Regions from separate parts of the Homo sapiens genome. Here region 1 is linked to region 2. A link is a contact called in ENCODE Hi-C or POLR2A ChIA-PET data. All regions are on one chromosome and are shown on one strand. The core of a region is the stretch at or near the end of the contact, and the rest is flanking DNA. Distances in the headings are between cores, read along the strand shown.

Region 1 (3,450 bases), core at 906-3,405, 46 kb before region 2:
GGTTCTTAAAGTGTGGTCCCTGGACCAACAGCAACAGCAATGTCTTAATAGTAGTTGACACACAAATTCTTGGGCTCTACCTAGTTGTTCAGGAACTCTGAGGGTGGAGCCCAGTGATCTGACACACGCTAAAGTCTGTGAATCACTGCTTAGAGAATAACTGTATAGACCTAGTCCACCAGATTTGCTTCTTCACATGTTTACTATTTTAAGTGACTTTTAAACCCTTGTTAAATCAAGTTAGGTTTAAACCTGCCTCCTTACATATCTTAAGCTTGGCCTTAATGTTTTTCTGTACATTGTAAACTATAACAAATGGAGGTGTAAACAGACGGTAGCCTACACTTGTGCCAATCATTGAGTTTTGACCAATCAAAGGTAGCCAACTGTTCAAACCATGTTCAAGTAAGGCAAACACCAAGCTGTAACCAATACCTCACTTCCATTCTCTGTACGTCACTTTCCTTTTTCTGTCCATAAATTTTCTTCCACTAACTGGGTGTGCTGGAGTCTCTAAGCCTACTCTGGCTCAGAAGGCTGCCCAATTCATGAATAATTCATTGCTGAATTAAACTCCTTTAAACTTAATTCGGTTGAAGTTTTTCTTTTAACACCCGTTTTCCTCTTGATAAGGTTTCTGATTTTCCAGACTATAAGTCTCAATGAAGAATTCAGGAAAGCCTAATTTCACATAGCTGAACAATGAATTATGTTACACTGTATCTGTGTCTCCCTAAATCTAAAATCCCCTATGAGAACTCATAGGAATCATGATTTAAGGAGACCAGAAAGACCTCTGCTTGGTATTTTCCAGAAATATTATCCTTCTAAAAACTAGAAATATAATTGTATTTCTAAGCATTTTTCTAAATTTAAAAATGTTTTAATTATCTATTGCTGCATAAATTTCATGGCTGGGAGAACAATGTTTTGATTTGCCCATAATTCTGTAAATCATAAATTGGACAGGGCTCAGCTGGAGTGGTTTTTCCACTTACATGTCATTGTCTGGAATGTCTTACAGGGTTAAATTCCACTCCAATGGCATCTGGGGCTGGAATAACTAAGATGACTTGACTTACATATCTGGCACTTTAGCAGGGATAGCTGAGATGCTGGACACCTGAGACTTCTATCTCTCTCTTTCTGCCCACTCCCACCCTACCCCACCCCATGGATGCTCAGGCCCCTTTTCATGGTGACTAGATCCCAAAAGCGAGCATTTTAAGTCGTGACAGCAAAAGCTGTAGATGTCTTTAGGCCAAGCTTTGAAAGTTTCCCAGTGTCACTTCCACCAGATTCTACTGACCAGAACAAGTCACAGGGCTAGCCTAGATCCCAAGGAAGGGGAAATTCATACTACTTCTTGATGCTGAAGCAGCATAGGCATACTGTGGGAGACCACATAGATGGGCTTTCTGGTTGTAGCTACCTTTGGAAACATAATAGACTCCAGAAAAATTCATAAAGATTATATTCAGGAAAGCTTGTCTAAATATTATTTATAAAGATAGAAAGCAGGAATCAAATGCACAACTGTAAGGGACTGGTTCAATTATTGCATCATTAAAAATCCTGTTTGAGGGCCAGGCATGATAGCACTTTGGGAGGGTGAGGTGGGCAGATCGTTTCAGTTCAAGAGTTTGAGACCAGCCTGGGCAACCTGGTGAACCCCCTCTCTACAAAAAATACAAAAAGTAGCCAGGTCTGGTGGTGCACTCTTGTGGTCCCAGCTACTCAAGAGGCTGAAGTGGAAGGATTGCTTGACCCTGGGAGGTTGAGTCTGCATTGAGCTGAGATTGTGACACTGAACTCCAGCCTGCGTGACAGAGCCAGACCCTGTCTCAAAAAAAAAAAAAAAAAATCCTGTGTTAGAATTATTTTAGCATTTATATATATATATATATATAGAAAATAGAGAAATAGGATTCCAACTCCCAAAGAACAAGAATTAGAAATAAAGATAAATATCATTAAATCTAAGTCAGAATAAGCTAACAGAGGTACTTCCACCAAGTCTTATGAAAGTGAAGAGGAGAGTTTTAATCCTAACAACAGGGATAAAAGAAGACTTCCTCTTTTCTTTTTTTTTTTTTTTTTTCAGTTTCTGGAATTCCTCAGAAGACTCAACTTCTCAGGTTTTCTTCATGAGCAGTAATGAGTGAGTCAGAGAGGAAATGGCATCATCTAAATACGGTGGCATTGTTGCATGCAGAATGTTTCACTTTCAAACGCTTGGACTAAATGTGCTCAGTCAAAATAAATTAAAAATAAAGAATGGCCTAAATTGTGTAGGTGGATGATGCAGCTCTTCATTCCTTTCAGTGAGCTGAGGACCCAGGTTGAATGTGGCCAAACTGACAAAAATTCCTCCTGCCTCTCAAGTGTCTTTCAGGAACAAGCATTTCCCAGAGCATTTCCCAATAGGATTCTAGTGTTTATATGAGGTCTATTTTGTACTATTTTTTTTACTCAAAATACAAATTAGATACATGACCTGGAAGTCAATCAAAGTGTCCTGTTTTCCAGTAATGGAGGAAAAACTGTCCACACTGGACTTATTTAAAGAATATAGGCTTCTGGCATGTTGCCTCCATTGAAGAGCTGCAGTTTGTTTAGAGGTCATTGGGGCCCTAAAATTCTACATCCCCACTTTGTACAGATGTAGAAACTGAGGACCAAAGTAGTCAAAGTCTAGAACCCTTAGGTTCTAATTATGCCTGTTCCTTTTCCCTCTCCCTTCTATACTGTGTTTCTGTGGGGATTCTACAATTCTCAATTGCTACACAATCCCTTAGGGGGATAACAATATTGCAGATTATTACTGATTATTTTGTTTAGCTGCTTAAGCCTCTTTATAAACCTGCCTCTCTCCTGACAGAGGTGATAGTCTTTCACAGGATTCTCTGGCTTCAGTCACCACACACTTGTTTAAAATATGGAATATTTAGCATTGAATGCAGGAACTATTCATTGATTTACAGGAAATACATGCGCAACTCTGACCATATGCCAAACTCCATTCCAGCCAGGAAGGGTGGGCGCCTGTAACATTTTCCTTGCTTTCTCCATACCTGCTTTCACTGCTTTCACACTAACTTTCAGGAAAAGAAAGCAATAATTCATGCATACTGCATGTTCTATACAGGCATACATTGCCTTATTGCATTTCGCTTTATTGCACTTTGTGGATATTTCATTTCATACAAATTGAAGGTCTATGGCAACTGTGTCACACAAGTCCATTGACACCATTTTTCTAACAGTGTGTGCTCCCTTCATGTCTCAGTGTCATATTTTGGTAATTCTTGTGACATTGCAAGCTTTTTCATTATTATATCTGTTATGGTGATCTGTGATCAGTGATCTTTGATGTTACTATTATAATTGTCTTGGGATGCCACAAACCATGCCCGTATAACTTGGTGAACTTAACCAATAAATGTGTGT
Region 2 (3,433 bases), core at 738-3,237:
CCAGCACTTTGGGAGGCCGAGGCGGGCGGCTCATGAGGTCAAGAGATAGAGACCATCCTGGCCAACATGGTGAAACCTCGTCTCTACTAAAAATACATAAATTAGCTGGGCATGGTGGTGCATGCCTGTAATCTCAGCAATTCGGGAAGCTGAGGCAGGAGAATCCCTTGAACCCGGGAGGCAGAGTTTGCAGTGAGCTGAGATCGCGCCACTGCACTCCAGTCTGGCAACAGAGCGAGACTCCGTAAAAACAAGCAAACAAAAACAAGGAAAGGCCTAATTTATTTTCCTTGTCCTAGACTTCTGAGTCTAACTCAGATTTACAAAGGCTTAAATCAAGCAGAATGTACTGAAGTTCTCTGATGCTTCTTAGGAGTTATCAACATTTCCCAGCTCATGCTAATTTATATATCTACAATTCCTTATGATATACAAAATATATACATCTATTTACTTATCGTGTTCCCCAAGATGGATTTTTTTATGCGGATGTTTCATTACATGGATAAATGAACTAAATTTCAGAGAACTTAAGTAACTTGGCCAAGGTTAAGTGAATAGCAGTGTCAGAATTAAGCCCGGAATTCTGCTTTCCTCACTTTTAATATTATGAACTTTCCATTTTCTCTTCGGTGTTAAGGAGAAGCATTCAGTACAAATCTTCAGGACTCTAAACACTTAAAAAGGTCCTTCCTGAAATGAGAACTGACAGTGAATTCTAGGGTCAATCTGAAATGTGATTTTTAGAAAAAGATCCCAGAGAAATTCAGTTAACTGATAGGGACATGCCATCCCTAACTTGGGCCATATCCACCAAATCTATTTTTAAAGATTGACTTTTAGTATGCCAAACATTCTATACCACTGAGCTCTATTACACAGATTTCTAGTCTAATTGGTTTGTATGACAAGAGATTGTGATTTAACTCTCTCATATATTTGGAAGGAAAGCTTTTCCTCTCTTCCTTTTATGATTAAGCTGCAAATCTCACAAAACCAGCCAAGCCTGAAAATCCAGGAGCTTATTCTTGAACTCCATGGCTCAATAAAGATGCACATCCTAGAGTTATTTCTGAGACCCCTTACAAATATGTCTTGGGTTTGTTGAAGTTTGACACAAGAGGGCATTCAGCAGCATGCCAAAATGATATTGTTTGGATCCTTTATTATAATATATATTTTTTTTCTTTTTAAGTCAGACCACACAAAGAATCACTCAGCTAGAGCAAAAGCTCTTCAGCAGGTTTCAGAACTGCTTAGGAAATTGCCAGAGTGGACACATCCGTATGAGAGCCACAGTCACAGCAAATGCCACAGGGTGTGTTCGACGAGCATGATGAACACCTGCCTTTTCCCCAGATGCTCAGATGGCGGCGTGGCTCTGGGCTGTGTTTTCTGAAGTTCTAATGCAACCCTCCCAAGGCCTGATGAACCTGTTAACTGGATCAGGTTTTGGTGGGTCCTTTCATGAATGAGGCAGAGGCACCAGCTCTGTGAATTGGAGGTGGCTTCCTTGCTTCCAAAGTCAATATGCAGAGTGTCCTGATAGCATGGGAGCATCTCAAGCGTAGCCAGCAGAGTAGACGCTTCATTTTTCAGCCCTTGCTAGAAGGCAGAGAAAGAGGAAGTTTCTTCAGTGCTTAGCAGTCTGCTCCTCCCACTGATGAATTTTTAATCACACATTTTCCTCCCTTAAGTTAAAATTGATAAAATCTCTATACATGTGTCTTGTTTGACAATTGATAATAACATTGAAAAATAACAATATTGTTGACTATACAAGGCAATTTCTTCAAATTGAGTAATGATGTGATGTGTGTGGTTAACTGTCTCTACCCAGGAAGTGGTTTTATTTAAAAGTTTTGTGCTCACCCCACCCCCCGCCTTTTTCTTCCCCCAGTACTGAAATTAAGCAGCATCCAACACAGGCCTACTCTTACGACATGTGACTTTACTGTTTTCCGTTTTTGTTGAAAGAGTCATTAACAGTTAGGAGTTGATGGCAGTTTCAATAACAGGTCATTGCCGAGAAAAGGTAAGTTTTAACTTTATATTGTACATGAAATTTAAACTTGAACATGTTCGGCAGAGTTTCCTACATTTTGGTGTGAACATATAAACATTTCTACAAAATATGACGCTTTTACCTGTGATTAAAACATTGGCTGGTTTCCTTTGATGTAGAAAAGAATGTTCTTTTCATATTTGCAGCTGTCAAATTCCAATGTCTTTTACTAAAATGTTATAATAATAAGATGATTTGCTAAGATTTTGTACTAAAATGTTAAAGACAGAATAAGTTATAAAGTTTTAGTTTGAAGTGCATTTAAAAATAACTACTAGAAATAATGTGAGACTTTGCACCTTTAACCAACTGTTTTATAAAAATATGTATTGTTCAACATCCAGATAAGGAAAGAGAAAAGGGTATAACAATGAGAAATAGCTTGAATTTCAGTGTGAAAGATACTCACTTTAAAGCATTGTATTAATGTTAGCACTAAAAACCCTTAAAAAGGTTACTATGTAGCTAATTAAAAAGCAAGGAGCTTTTAAAATGTAAAGGAATACTGTCTATCATGACACTTGAAATTTTTTTTCTAAATTTCATTTAAGATATAGGGTGAAATGAGTGTAAGTTTCTAATTCATAAGCAAACTTTTATATTTAAAAAAGAAGTCACAGCTGATTTCATTGAAGGTTACTCTGAGAGGAGAGGCAAATTAGAGGTATACTTTTGTTATTTATGTAATTATATAATTTTCCTTCTTTGAAATATTCCAAAATAATAAACCTTAGAAATGAAAAGGATTTGTTAGTCCTAAACTGACATGTAATTTTCTTTTATATTGACTTCTTGCTTTTACAGAATGTCTTTGTGTGCTGTAACATATGTGCAGAAAACATCAAAATATTGCTAATCTCAGAGACAAATACCTAAAATAAATCTGACTGTAGATTTTTGAAAGAATTTTAATAACAGCCCAAGATATGATCCATTCTTCCCTAATATTATTTTTATTGTGCTGCTGGATGGGAGAAGTGATGGCCCCCACAACACCTATTTTTTGTGTTATTAAAAAATGGTTACAGGGTTGATAAGTGGCAACAATTTTCTTTTCTTTTATTGTCTTCTATTGAAAGACACACATAAATGTTTTTTGACATGGTCAATTTAGTAGGAAATTATTAGGCATAGTAGTACACTCCATTTTAAGACCTCTTCAATTGTCAATACTGAAGCTAGCTACTTGTTGACTATTAAAATGATCACAGAAAAATAGAGATTAGGACTTGGTGTTCAATACATTTTTTATTGTTAGCATGTAAGAAGACCCTGGTAATATATATTTGCTTTGATATTGTGATTAGATTTTCAATTTGTTGCATTTCCTCACAATGGAAAGCATTATTTAAATCTGTCTTCAATATC

The links. Hi-C counts contacts between places; a loop is a spot of excess contacts on that map. ChIA-PET counts read pairs that join two places held with the same protein, here RNA polymerase II (POLR2A). Pooled maps may share reads with other maps.
Region 1: a loop to region 2 is called in a pooled map, with 5 times the contacts of the local background. The contact joins the enhancer-like site here to the promoter of ARHGAP15 in region 2. A Hi-C loop is called at or near these places in 2 of 168 maps with a recorded cell type or tissue (endothelial cell of umbilical vein and mammary epithelial cell), 3 of 37 single-sample maps with no recorded cell type and 10 of 50 pooled maps. POLR2A ChIA-PET finds 5 or more read pairs at or near these places in 7 of 52 experiments (A673, CD4-positive, alpha-beta memory T cell, H1 and 4 more).

What each region holds. Positions count from the first base shown.
Region 1 is chr2:143,081,701-143,085,150 of GRCh38, forward strand. No RefSeq gene overlaps it. Among named protein-coding and RNA genes, the nearest start is that of ARHGAP15, 46 kb to the right of the region's middle. Within about 2 kb of position 2,156, at least 3 of the 41 ENCODE cell types and tissues checked have a DNase peak (open chromatin) inside an H3K27ac peak, as active enhancers do; they include endothelial cell of umbilical vein and mammary epithelial cell, where a contact is called at or near this core.
Region 2 is chr2:143,127,432-143,130,864 of GRCh38, forward strand. It overlaps ARHGAP15 (Rho GTPase activating protein 15), which reads left to right and starts at 1,988. Exons shown (of 14, transcript NM_018460.4): 1 at 1,988-2,035.